2 separate regions of the Mus musculus genome follow, and region 1 is linked to region 2. Evidence: chromatin contacts called from ENCODE Hi-C data. All regions are on one chromosome and are shown on one strand. The core of a region is the stretch at or near the end of the contact, and the rest is flanking DNA. Distances in the headings are between cores, read along the strand shown.

Region 1 (7,140 bases), core at 1,032-3,531, about 31 Mb before region 2:
CTACTTTGTCTTTTTTTCTGAACCTTTAAATATCCTTTCTTTGTTTTATGTTTCAGTGTTTCACTATTTTGGTTATTATGTGTCATTGGGAATGTCTTACCTGGCCCAGTCTGTTTGGTGTTCTTTTTACACCCCCCCCCCCCTATAGACTCATCTGTTTGAATGCTTGGCCCATAGGGAGTGGCCTTGTTAGAGAAAATCTGTCACTAGAGGGTGGGCTTTGAGGTCCAAAAGCTCAGTCACTTCCTACTGCCTGCTGATCCAGATGTAGAACTCTTAGCTCCTTCACTAGCACCATGTCTGCCTGCAGGCTGCCATGCTTCCAGCCATGAGAGTAATGGACTGAACTTCTGAAACTGTAAGCCAGCCCTAATTCAGTGTTGTCCTTTATAAGAATTGCTGTGGCCATAGTCTCTTCACAGCAATAGAACTCTAAGACAGCTTCTTATATCTTGTTAGGCACTACATTCTTTAGATTGGAGACATTTTCTTCTATGATTTTGTTGAAAATGTTTACTGTGTCTTTAACCTGGGTTTCTCTTCCTTCCACATTCCCTATTTGTAGATTTGGTTTTTTCATAGAATCCCAGATTTCTGGATTGTTTTGTGCCTGGTCTTTGTTTTGAACCTCTTCTGTGACAGAGTTAGCCATTTCCTCTATCTTGCTATCAAGGTGTTGCTGTCTCTTTCCATATCTTTACTCTGCTAGTGAGGCTTAACTCTAACTTTGTTTGACAGCGTACATTTTTTATTTCCAGGTGTTTTTTTTTCAGCGTGGGTTTCTTTAGTGATTCTACTTCTATTTTCATGTTTTAAACTGTTTTCTTTATTTCATTCCTCTGTTTCCTCTTGTTTTCATTAGTGGATTTATTAGTATCCTCTTTAAGGTCCTTGAGCATAGTCACCTGGCTGCTTTGACGTTCTTGTCTTGTGTCTCAGCTGTGTTGCATGTCTCAGGGCTACAGTAGGTCTTGGTAGAGGAATGTTGTCCTGGCTGTGCGTGTTTGTTCTGCAGTGAGGTCTAGACATCTGTAATTATGATTGAAGTGCTTCTAAGCATTGGCCTCTGGTTGTCTTTGGATGGGGATCCATTCTTTGATTGCTGTTTTAGGAGGTATAACCTCTCACGATCCTAGGTAGAGAGTTCTGCCAGTCAGTGGTTGGCAAAGAGGAATAGAGATGAGCTTGGAGAAATAGCTGAGAGGAGCTGTGGGAAGAGATAGGGTGATCCGGTCCTCACCAAAAGGCAGGTTACCCAGGGAGTAGAAGTGTGAGGGGAGGAAGGGCTCCCTAAAGTTGGCCGCAGGAAGACAAAGAATCTCTGGAGAGACAGGTGGAAGGGCTAGGAAGACCTTGGGGCTGCTTCAAGAGTCCGAGTGTTCAGTAGATGGAGTTGGAATGAGAAAGGAGGCACCTGTAAGCCGGCTGCCTCAGAGCTGAGGTAAGAGTAGCAAGATCATGGAGGAAGGAAGGATGGATAATGAAAATCACCTACCTGAGCCCCAGCCTTGTATGGCCACTGTGGGTCCTTGGTAGAAAGTCTTTCTAGATACTGGTGGCTAACACAAAGGAGTGGAGATGACTAGCAGGGAAGGCTGCGAGAGGATTGGGAAGGAGTTGAGCTGGGTCTGCATCAAGAGGCAGATAGATACCCAGGAATGTTTTGTCACTGCCCTGTAACCCAGGCTCCCGTGACCTGCTCCTATCTGTCAGTTGCTGGGGTTACAGGTAGAGGTTTTCTGATGAAAAAACTGACCTGTCCTTATGAGGATCCATTGGGTGGGAGGGATCATTTCTCAAGAGTCTCTGTGTGGCCTGGCTTTCAGTACTGAATAGTTAACACAGATGGCATAGATCTCTCTTGAGGTTACCTCACAGAGTTCTTGAGCTCATGTGTGTCTCTTTCCTAGCCATTTTCAGCTGGTGTTTATTCAGGCAGGCCTTCTGGCCCTTCTCCGAGACTCAACTCACTCTGCTTTCCTTGTTTGGCTTCTGCATTCGATGTTGCATAAACTCTGTTGCTCTGTGTAAGCACATTGATTTTTCTGCCTTGTAAATCTGCTGTTGAAAAGATGTAGAAAATTTTTAACTAAAAAGCCATACTTTTTTTCTGGCTCTAAGTTTCCATTTGGTTCATTTTTGTCTGTTGTCACACTGTTCTGGTCTCATGCAGTTCTTGTTTTCTGAGAGAATTTGACCCAGTTGAGCCCTTCGGCCACTGAAGTTCTCTGTGCTTTCGGAGCTTCTGCTACAGTCTTTCTTCTTGTGAGTGAGTCACAGTTTGTCACATTTAATTTGAAAAGTGGACATTTTGGACTTGATGATGTAATTCTCAAAGCTGAGTCTTAGGCTTTCTTGGTTCTGCCTGCTGTGTGGTTATATAATAGTTGGTAACTGTTCAAAGTAACACTTTGAGATGTCTTTGTTATCTGTGGTCTCTGATGCCTGCTGCCCTAGTTTAGAATTCAGCTAGTGATTTGACAGAGTTCATGTGACTAGAGCCAAGACATAAAAGAAAATGAAAAAAACCAGAGGAAAGTAGGGCTAAGTAGGGTTCTTAGCTTCCTAAGAACAATGTATTCTTTACAGAGGACCTGGGTTCATTCCCAGCACCCACAAGGCAGCTCATAACCGTCTATAACTGTACTCTCTTCTGACCTGTGTGGCACCATGGATGCATATGATGTGTGAACATATATGCAGGCATAATACTAATACACGTAAAAGTAAAAATAATGAATTCTTTAGGGTCCTGGGAAGTGACTCAGTGAGTAGAGGCACTGGCTGCCAAGCATGGCACCCTGAGCCTAATCCCTGGACGCACTTGGTAGGAAGAGAGAGCAGACTCCCACAGTTTGTCCTCCTAGCCTCCACACATGTGTGCAAGCACGCGTGTGCACACACACACACACACACACACACTAATGTAATAAAATGTTCTCATGGTCTTTACAGTTGTCTGTGTTGAGACATTGTGCAGCATTTAGAAGGCTTCCAGGGCTGGGGCTGTAGGGGTGCTGTCTCCCCTGTACCCTGAGCTCCAGTCTGCTTTCAGCAGGGGACCCAGAGTCCTACCTTGGCACATTCAGCATTTTCCAAATTGCTCCATTTTGTGGCGACTTCAGGGTTTTCCCCCCAAATTTCTTCCTCTGTGGCTTTCTTTGCCTCTCAGCAGAAGCCTAAGAGAAGCCTCAGTATCCTATGCTATCACTGCCTCCCTTGAGACAGGGTCTGTCGCTGAGTCTGGTGTTATCCTGGCAGCCAACAAGCCCAAGTGATCCTTGTGTCTCTGTCACCTATAGGGCTGGGACTACACGTCCTGTATGACCACACCCAGCATTGTTATATGGGTTTCAGGGATTTGAACTCAGGTCTTTGTCTGTGTACGGTAACACTCTTAAGCATGGGACTATTTCAATCCCAGATCCTTTATTCAGGTTCCTGTGTGGACTGTTTTTACTACTTTTATTATGTACATAAATTTTTACCATAAATTTTTATTGGTTTGCATGGTTTTTAAACTTTGTAAGATGAAATATTTTTGCTGTTTAGGTTTTTACATTTCTGAAATTTAAAATGTTACCTTTTGTTTTTTCATGTTACCTGCTGTTTAGAAGTCCGCCGCAGTTGTTCATTCTTCCTTTGCAGTGACCTTCCTCCCACAGCAGTGTGGAAAGATGCTGAGGTAGGGGCTGGCCTGCACATGGGCTGCTCCCCATGTGGTCAGCACTGTAAGCTGCACACGAGGCCACTTCTAGAGCATAGTCCATCACTTTAAAAGTCAGTATTTTATCGATTCCGTTTCTGAGTGATTTCCTTGACCAGAGGTGAAGTGACTTTTTTCTGTAGTATTCATTAGTTGGGACTTTTTTCTAGGGTTTTGTTGTTGTTGGTGGTGGTTTGGTTTGGTTTGGTTTGGTTTTTTTGTTTGTTTTTTAATGTTTTGAGACAGGATTTCACTGTGTAACCATGACTGTTATGGAACTCAAGTCTATAGACCAGGCTGGCCTCGAACTCCCAGGGATAAACTTGCCTCTGCCTCCTAAGTACTGGGATTAAAAATGTGACCACTGCTGCCTGGCTTAGTTGGGACATTTTCATCATTACTGTGTCCAAAGTTTTCAGTGACAGTAAAGATGAGATTTCCAGCCCGTTCTGATGACTTAGATGGTCAGCTGTGGGCCTCCCTCTCCTTTCCTGGCACTGAAACCACAGATAGACCATTGTTGTTCTCATCAGGAGATAAAGACCTGGTCGTATGCCAGGCCTGCAGGTCACAGGAAGGTCAGCATCCTCTTGTCTACCTGTTGCAATATCTGCAGAATCCTGGGTGTTACTTCTTCTGCACTTGCTCTCCACCCTGTGCTCTCACTGTGGCGCCTCCTGTTTCCTCACTCTTCTCCTTTGTGTTTCGTGATCCACTGAGCTTTCTCGGTCATATAGTTTATCACAGACTAGAGGGAAGAAGAAGCTAACAAAGCCAGGCTTTGTGGCACCCACATCTTTCTTCCCAGCACTTGGGAGGCAGTGGTGAATGGATCTCTGTAAGTTCAAGGCCACCTGGTCTACATAGTTCCAGGACAGCCAGAGCAAATAGTGAGATCCTGTCACAAAAAAAGAGAAAAGAGATCCTCCTCACTTCCCATCTTCTGTATAATCCCTCTGGGTTTGAAGCTCTAACCATACTTTTCTAAAGTAGATCACTCTTGAATTTCCTGAAGGCTTTAAACTCTACTGGCAACCCTTAGTTTTTAGGTCCTATGTTTCCTGGCCCCCTTAAAGACAAGTCTTTTCTATCATCTTAGTGTGACTGTAGGAAGGAAGCTATTGGACTCAGTATCTAAAGAGTCTGTGTTGGATATCAAAACTGAGTGTTCCTCCCCAGCTGCCCTTTCTTCCTCTCCATGGCCCCCGTATTCTCCTGGAGGAATTAGTGCCACCTTTATCCAGGCCTGCTTTTATTTCCTTCCAGTACTGCATTCAATGAAAATGATGTGCCCGTCTGTAAAGATTCCCTCACTCCGGTGCATGGCACAGCTGCAGACAGTGCCTCTGTACTAAAGGTAAGAAGATTGCTTTCCATTTTTCAAAAGACAATATTGAGTTTAACCTGTACTATAATGAGGGACAGCTGGTGACTTGTAGTTGGCACTGGGAATTGAGGCAAGAGGCACAGCTGAGCTTCATCTCCTGGAAAGACAAGAATCTTCTTCCCAGTCTCTATGCTGCTTGTGTCTGCTTCAGCTGGGGGCAGTCTGCTTGCTGGCTGTGCCTCTACCTGAAGAAACAGCACTTTGGTACACATCAATTTGTTTAGTAGTTGCCGCAAAATGATATCAACAATACATGTTTTCCTAGAGCTCTCTATTGTCAACAGTCCTGCATTTCCAACAGTAACTTCTTTTCTTACGTGATCACATTGTATTGCTGAATTGCATTGACTTTCTGCCCTAACGCAATGCATGGCCTGCATCTCACTGCCACCTGGGTGCCCTTTCCCTTCTCAGGAGGATTCAGCTGGGGCACCAGGACTCTCCTATCCAAACCTGCCAGGCTGGCCACAAGCCAGTCACTGTCTGAACTACCAGGCTTTATCTGTGTAGATGCAAGAGCTGCATGAATATTCACAGAGTACTTCTTTTTCTAGTTCTGATTATTGTATAGTTTCTTCTCCTTGAAATGGAATAATCATTCAAAGCTCATTTCTGAATTTCCCTTTTTGCTTAAAGGATCAATAATAGGTAGGGCCTGGTCACTATTAGAAATTCAGAGACTGCGAAGAGCTTAGTACGAGGGCAGTCATTCATGGACTCTTGGTGCCCTGTCTTCTTTAGGATGCTACTGATGAACTGGACGCCTTACTTCTTTCTCTGACAGAGAATCTGATGGACCACACAGTAACACCTCAGGTAAGTGTGTCTTGAAACAGCAAGGTCAAAAGACACTTGCTTTGAAAATGTTCTTGTTTGGTTCCAATTTTTTTTTACTTGATAATTTAGTAAACTTTTCATCAGAATTTTTAGGACTGGGGAGATGGCTTGGTGGGTAAAGCATATGCTATATGAGGACCTGAGTGTGGGTCCCCAAAACTCATATAAAGCTGAGCACAGTAGTGCACATAAAATGAGGTAGAAATAGGATTTCCTGAAACTCTTAGACCAATAGTGAGGTGTACACCCTGGAGCAGAAGAAACCCTGCCTCAAACAAGTAGACTGACACCTAAGAGCTCTGCGTGTGCAGCATGGCATGCATGCTCTCACACAAACACTAAGAGCTTACATTTATTTCTTTAGCATTGCCTTTCTGTACTCAAACTCTGCTGCTTTGAATTTGTATTTCTCTCTGTGGAAATCACACATCACTATAAAACTGTTCATATTCAACACCACATTAAATAGCATCAGAGAAAACCTGGAGCCTGGACCAGCATAAAGAGTTAAGACAAGGAGCTCTGTGGTTGAGAGCTCTTGCTGCTCTTGCAGAGGACCTAGGTTCTGTACTGGCGTCCATAAAGTAGCTCACAACACCAGTTAACTCAGTTCCAGAGGATCCATTGCCTTATTCTGGTCTCTGCATTCATTGAACACTTGTAATGCATTTACATACATACATACAGGTAAAACATTCATACACATAAAATAAAAATAATTTTTTAAAGAGTTAAGACAATAACCTGGGCTTAGTAGTTTATGTCTGTAATCCCAGCATTCAAGAATATTGCCACAAGTCTAAGGCCAGCCTGATCCATCAAACAAGTTCTAGGCCATCCAGAGCTATAGCAAAAGCCCATCTGTGTCTATAGCAAGTGTTAAGGCTATGAGGGTATGTTATCTTTTCAAAAAGATGGGATCATAGTTAACAATTAGTATTGAAAATCTCATCCCTTGTTTAACCTGGAAGGCTGAAGTTCTCAGTATTCTCACCATAAAGCAAATAAGACGGTTCATTTCTCCAGCTGGACTTCCAGTCACGTTGGAGATATAAAACAGCTTCAGGGACTGTAGGGCAGGAACTGCTGAGGCAACCTGATTCCTGTCTGAGGATTTGGGGGTGCAGGTGGCACTTTCTGAGGATGCTTGTGTCAACTGTAATTGAACAAACTCGAGTGTATTTCAGAGTTGCCCAGAAGGTGTACTGAA
Region 2 (7,218 bases), core at 3,001-5,500:
TTTCCATAGCTGTTCTCACACAGTCATCTCGGCCATCCTCTTCATAGCTGTCATCTCCTAAGCATCTGTTTCCTTGTTTCCTTGTTTATGGTCCCTACAGAAGCCAGGAACTACATGGGTTTTTCTCACCATTGGGTCCCAGCACCCAGCACAGGCTCATGGGGCAAGAGTTCCATATGCTTTTGCAGGTGGAAAGAAGGAGTAGAAAATGAGCAGAGAAACAGCGGGGGAGAAACAAAATAGAGTAGGGGTGAGTGGGGAGATATAGGTGAAGAGAGGAGACAGACAGACAGTCAGACAAAGAGAAAGCGAATCAGAAACACAATAGAAGGGAATCTGAGTGGTAAGGACTAGGCATGTCACAGAGAAAGAGAGAGAAATGCAATGGGTAGGGCCAGAAACAGAGGTAAACTGAGTGACAGAAGAGCGAGAGGCCAGCCCAATCTGGCCAGGAACTGGGGTTAGGATCTCAGACCCCTACCATTGCCATTGGCCAGCTTGGCCAGGGTGACAATGACAAACTCGTCAGTGAGGTTGAGAGGCTTGAGATGATGCTGCAGTTCATACATGACCAAGCTGAAGTGGTTTCGGGACAGAGCCACTAGAGTCTCACTGGCCACCTCGGCGGTCTCAAAATCCTCCGCCTGCAGGGAACAAGAGAGACACCGCTAGCCCTCTCCTGACTTGATCAGGTTCAGTCTGCCTCAGTTTCATGAGACAGCCTGGGCCAGGCTCAACTTCAGTCCAGCTCCTGGGTCTGCAGAAGGAAGGCATGGTGGAATCCAGGGCCTACTACCTCTGTGATATCCCGCATCTGCTTGGAGGCAATGGCCACCAGCCTTTGTATACAGTGCTCCTCCATCTCCCCTTCCTGCTGGATGATCTCCTGCATGATGTTGTAGATGTTCATTTTGCGTTGGGTAGAAATCTAGGAGCAAGCATGGCAGGTGGCAGCAGGGGTGGGGCTTTTCCCCAGCACCACCCGCCATCTCCATTCCCCACCACCTTGTCTCAGTTCTCCTCCATCTGCAGCCCCTCCCAATTCTGTGCACTCACCCAACACTCCCCGTCCCTAGTGTCCCCGTCCCTAATGTCCCCATCCCTAGAACTTACAAGTCTTTTCTCTTGGCTCAGTCAACGGTCAGTGAGGAAGGTGTCATTTGGTCAACACACAAGGTCCTTCACACACTAAATAGTGTCAGGCTTGAGAGCCCAAGAGGCAAGGACTCAGGCAGGAAACAGCTTCTATGTGGGCAGCACTTATTACCAAATAAGGTGTCCTGGTTTAGGATGGAGTTGGGCAGATGGCTTGTGTGCCCAAGGCCATATCTGGATAGTTACATTTGAGAATGATTCTTACTATGTGCATGAGTGCATATGTGCATGTGTGTGTGCATGCAGACGGAGGTCAGAGGATAGCCCAAGGGGCTGTTCCTTAAATGCTGCTCACCTTGGGTTGTTTGGTTTTGCTTTTGTTTTTTTATTAGACAGTGTCTCTCACTGGCCTGGAGCTTGCCAGATAGACTGGGCTGGTTCTTCCTGTCTCTGCCTCCTGATTGCTGGGATTACAAGTGCACACTACCAGGCTTAGCATTTTTACGTGGGTTCTGAGGATTAAACTTGGGTCCTTGGGCTTGCAAGGCAAGCATGTTACTAACTGGGCTATTCAGTCATGGGTGACTTTACACGGAGCATCATGAGTCTAGGCTTTGAACTCTGAACACAGAGGAACAGTGAGACCATGGTAACTGTTCAGTAAGGACTTCATGGCACTAGTGGCACTAGACCAAGTTCTCAGCCTTTATTGTTATCATTGCCCCTGAAGTAGCCGTTTTTTTTTCTTTTGGTGTTTCCCTAAGTGTCCCTGCCACACAAACCTTAAAGCACAAAGACCAGCAAATAATCATGTTTTCTTTTTTGTACTTTCTGATGCCTTGAGGTCTGCAGATGAGCAATGCTGTAGAGCCTGCCCTTCCTGGTGGTAGCCAACTCTAAGAGATAGTTCACCATTTGCTTGTGTGAATGCTTTTTGAGGTAGAAAATAAAGTCTCTTATAGACTGAATTGGATTCCCTCAAAGATGTATATGTTGATGTAAACCCCCTAAGTTGAATGGCATTTTGAGGGGGGCCTTTGGGAGGTAACTTGGACTTAATAATGTCAGAAGGGTGGGGCCCTGATCCAAAGGGACTGGCAACTGTTTGGAAAAACTGGAGCTCCCTGTATCTGTCTCTCTCCATAAATCAGTGGTTTTCAAGCTTCCTAATGTTCTTAGGAACCCTTGAATACAGTTCCTCATGTTGTGGTGACTCCCAACCATAAAATTATTTTGTTGCTACCACACATTTTGCTACTGTTATGTAACTATTTGATATACAACCCTCAGAGGGGTCATGACCCACAGGTTGAGAATCACTGCCACAGAGGAAAAGCCATGAAGATGGTGTCAGGGCAGCTGTCAGTAGGCCAGGAAGAGCCTTAACAGAAACCTGATCATCGGGCATCTTGACTTTGGCCTTTTAGGATGCAGAACCGAGAGGAAATGCATATCTGGAATTTTAGCCACAGAGTTTATGACAACCTGAGCAGACTGCAATCCCAGTCAATCCTGAGACCAGTCCCCACCAGCCAGGGACCTCCCAAACCTACCACACCAGACACAAAATTGCCTCCCAAACAGATCACTCTAACCCCAACTAGCCCTGAGGAATATGAGTGCCTCTGGTGTCAGCCATCTCTGCATCTTGGCCCTTAACGCTGTGTTCATGGTGACTGAAAAGGTGTGCTGAATGGTAGGTGGACTCCCAGGCATCTAAATGTATCTGGTCAAAGAGGAGGTCTGGCGGCTTAGGGTGTCCCTACCTCTGGCATCTGCAGGCAGCGGATGAGCGCGTTCATCACTACACAGGGATCCGTGGTAGCCTTCTCTGTGATTATCACTGAAGCCAAGGTCTTCCGCATGTCCAGGCCTGGCCCTGTGGTGTCTGTCTTTGCTGATTCACTGTCCATGATGTTCAGGAGGTTGGTGACTTGGAAGAATGTACCTGACACAAAGATGGTGTAGGTGTGGTGTTGAGTGGCCCAAGAGGGACCAGTGGTGTGGTGATGTGGTTGACTTCCTTACCATCATCCTCTGGCTCTAGAAGTGCCAGATGCTCTGCTTCCTCCAACATGTCTTCATTCAACTCAGTGGCTTCTTTCATGTCTCCTCAAGTGCCTTCAAGATGGATGAGATTAATAAATACTCCATGTGACAACACTCCCTAAGAAGACCTCCCAGGAGCTCACAAACTTTTTAAAACTCTTCCTTCAGTGTGGGTAGAATCTGTGACTCCGTTTGAACCATTAAATAACGTAAAAGGAGCAGGATGTTCCCCTTAGATGCAATGCTTATAGGAATTCCCTCTCTTGAGTTGCTTGTGTTGTTGGCAAAGGTGATGGGAATTGACTTCCAGGATCACATTGTTCACATGGGGCTCTTCACAGACTAGAAAAAGACACTCTGCCATCACGGAGAGGAAAGATTGGTGATGTGTGCTGCCTATGGAGGGACCATGTGGTTTGAAACTGGGGTTCCCAGTCCTGTAACTACGGGAACTGAGTTGTGCCAACCATCACATGCAGAGGAAAGGTTATTGAGTGCAAAAGAGAAAAGTAACATTGCCCACAACTTGGCTGCATCCTCTAAGACCATGAGCAGTGGGCCCAGGCAAGCCACACCCAGACTCCTGCCCATGTAGAAACTGAGATAGTGGGAACTTTTTTAATCTACTAAAGTAGTTATACTTTGTCACACAGTAATAAACCAATATGCTTAGTAAAGACAATGCCCTCCCTCTTCTCTAGATATTACAAATTTGGGACTATGGAATTCAGCCATCTCACTAACTTCAACAGCTGTTCAATACCCAAAGTTTCTTAATAAAAGACGAACCAGAACAGAAGTCCCTCTCAGAGGACCAAAGTTCCCCAGATACTTCCTCCTCCAGCCCCAGTTCCTCAACCCTCAACCCAGAATAGCACTTCAGAGGATTCCCAGGACCTGAACAGTGGCCTTGTCACGAAGTCCTCGTCTGGGTAGAACAAAAATGTTGGCTGAGGAAGATCACTGCTTTTTATCTAATATCCACCAAAGAAAATATGAACAATGGGAGGACCCAATGTCCACCACAGACACTCGGCCTCCTCCATGGTAATCCTCATGAGGAACAGGACTCCTTGCATGGCTGGAGGTTTCATTAGAACCATCACAGTTATCTCCCAGACCCTTGGAACTTTGAGATCCAACTGCCTCCCCAAGGCACTCTCAACCAGAGCTCTGGGTACATTGGGCTGAAATCAAAGCTTCACATCAAGTTTCCATTAAATATTTATATACCCAGAGGTGTGTGCTGATGTATGGTGGCCTGTTTGGGAAAAGGAAATCACTAGTGGGGGTTACAACCAAGGATCAAAGGGGTGGAGGTAGAGCCCAGTATAGAAAGGTGGAGTCAAGGCAGCTGAAGGGAGGGAAGAGCATGGGATGGCTGTGAGGAGAGACCTCCTTCGTCACTAGGGCTACTCAACAGCCAGGTGAGGAAGTGTGTTCTAACAACTGGACCAGAAGCCAGGTGAGGAGGTGTGTTCTCACTGGGAGAGTCTCAGAAGATAAGGAATTTCAAAGACAGAGAAGAATAAGTATTCTTCCATAAACCAAAGGTGGACCTCAAAAGACCTCCTGGTCACCTGTTGCTAAGAGATCTGGTCAAGAGCAGCAGTTTGTACAACAAAAGCATCGGTCTAGGGGACATCCTTCATGCATTTCAGGTTAACAGATTGACTCCGAGTCATATTGACCCACGGCTTCTTTATTAAAATTCCATTTTGAGTCTGCCCATCTTGACAAGTGAGAGTTTGTACTGACTGATGGATACAATTTTGTTTTGTTTTGTTTTTGACAATTTGACATAAGCTAAAGTTGTCTGGGAAATGGGAACCTTAGCTGAGAAAATGCCTTCATCAGATTGGCCTGTAAGTAAGTCTGTGGGACATTATCTCTCTCTCTTTTTTTAATCTTTAAAAATTATCTATTTACATGTGTGGGTGTTTTGCCTGTGGGTTATATCTGTACAACATACAAAACTGGTACCCATGGAGCTCAGAAGAGGGCACTGGATCACCTGGAACTGAAATTAAAGATGGTTATGAGTCACCATGTGGGTGCTGAGAATTGAACACAGGTCTACTTCAAGAGTAGCTAGTGCTCTTAACATTCAAGTCATCTTTCCAGCACTGGGATAATTTCTTGATTCATGATCATGTCAGAATGCCTAGTCCACTGTGTGCAGTGCCACTCCTGGAAAAGTGGTCTTGGGTTATATGAAAAAGCAGACTAAGAAAACATGAGAGCAAGCCAGTGAGCAGCATTCCCCTGTGGCCTCTGCTTCAGTTCCTGTTTCTGGGTTCCTGCCTTGGCTAAACTGACTGTGATTGGAATGTATCAGCCAAATAAACTCTTTTCTTCCCAAGATGCTTTTGTTCATGATGTTTATTACATTGGAAAGCAACCCAGGACAGAGTTCCTTCACCTCTACCTGCTTGCTTCTAACTCTTCACTCCATCCCATTTCTACTCCATGCAATTTAAAAGGTTAAAATATGAGTTTTGGGGCTGGAGAGATGGCTCAGTGAGTGAATACTAGCTCCCTAAGAATAAGTGCCCTAGTTTGAACCTTAGCACTCACATAAAAAGCCAGTCACGACTCTGTGTGTTTTCATAATTTCAGATTTGGGGGTGGAGATGGATGACTCTTGGGAGCTTGGTGATTGACTGCCATGGACCACCTCAGTTGGGTATGGGGATCCCTGGAATGAGGGTCCTTGAAGCTAGGTGGGTAAGGATTTGGCGGTGACAAACAGAAACAAACACAGAGGCAGTTTGAATCTGAGTGTATTCTGCAGCTCTCAAGCAGGGGATTTTATACATTAAAAAACCAAACATTACATCTCTTAGAAACTATATCCAGTAAAACAATCACAGATACCAACAAAAATCATTTGGCACAGTAAAGCACAAAAATCATCCAAGCATTACAACTCTGAAACTATGTATTCAGTGAATCACAAACAGAACAGGTAACATCATTGTAAATCATCAAAATATAACAATTCTAAAAGGATGTACTTAGTGGGGGCTGTCGTCCAAGGCTAGTGGCATATCTCCAGGAGCAGGTTAATAAATCTTTAATGGTCAGTGCTCTCAACCACTGAACTAACTTTCCAGCCCCAGGGTCAATTATTTAACATCTAGTGCCTGATTTTTTATAATCTTCAATGTATAAATTTAAACTATTTTAATTCTTTCTAATTAAGGCTTTCTTTACCATATGCCAAAATCCACCTCCGATGATACACGTGTAGCCATATGAAATTTTATTGTTGGGAAAGTTTTTATCATAATAGTTTTGTAAATGATTTCGAAAGTCAAGTGTTGGTTTCCCTGGGGATAAGGTCATGTTAGTGGCCCCTTATCTAGGGATGGTTTCTTGCCCATTATTCTTGCTTAAGATCTTGGCCTAGGCTACCAGGAACATGTAAATAAGAAAAGGAATAAGAGAAAACAAAAAAGACAGGTTGCCATGAGAACTACGGCTCAATATTTTTTTCTCCAGCAAAGAGTTTCACAACTGGTTCCAGGAGGTCTCTCCCTTTTGAGGTCAACCGCCTCAGTCTGTGGGAACTTGTCACACAGATCCTACTGGAGGTGGTGTGGCAGCTGGCCAGCTAGTTAAAACAGAAATTTCAGGTTCAGTGAGAGACTCTGCTTCAAGGAAATAAGGTAAAAAGTGATAGAGCAGGATACCCAACATCCTTTTCTGGCCTCCTTACATAGTCTCATGTATACCTACTCATACACACACACACACACACACACACACTGGCAAAATTAGAATGACTTCCCTGCACTCCACACCAAATACATCTTTCCCATAAACCCCAGCACTGTTCCTCATTCTGGCCATTGGAGACACATTAGTCAACATGAAACAAAATATAAAGACAGTTGTTCACAACATCCTCTCCACCTCCCCACTGGGCCTTCTCATGACCTTCAGTGATCTCTCAAGTCATATGTTTGGGGTTAAAAACTATGTGTGTTGACTGCAAGCCTACCAGGTTTGGCTAAGCATGTTTTCTGTTGTCCATGTGGATACAGGACTAGAACATGCCTTTGCCCTCTG

The links. Hi-C counts contacts between places; a loop is a spot of excess contacts on that map.
Region 1: a loop to region 2 is called in a map of T-helper 1 cell, with 15 times the contacts of the local background. The contact joins the enhancer-like site here to the promoter of Mroh2a in region 2. A Hi-C loop is called at or near these places in 3 of 37 maps with a recorded cell type or tissue (T-helper 1 cell, T-helper 17 cell and T-helper 2 cell).

Annotation. Positions count from the first base shown.
Region 1 is chr1:119,552,975-119,560,114 of GRCm38, reverse strand. It overlaps Epb41l5 (erythrocyte membrane protein band 4.1 like 5), which reads left to right. Exons shown (of 25, transcript NM_145506.4): 21 at 4,973-5,063; 22 at 5,835-5,909. Among named protein-coding and RNA genes, the nearest start is that of 3830432H09Rik, 20 kb to the right of the region's middle. Within about 2 kb of position 2,281, at least 1 of the 3 ENCODE cell types and tissues checked has a DNase peak (open chromatin) inside an H3K27ac peak, as active enhancers do.
Region 2 is chr1:88,224,052-88,231,269 of GRCm38, reverse strand. Mroh2a (maestro heat-like repeat family member 2A) reads right to left here and starts at 4,250. Exons shown (of 42, transcript NM_001281466.1): 1 at 4,042-4,250; 2 at 3,124-3,216; 3 at 2,862-3,043; 4 at 797-928; 5 at 482-644. The coding sequence starts at 3,202.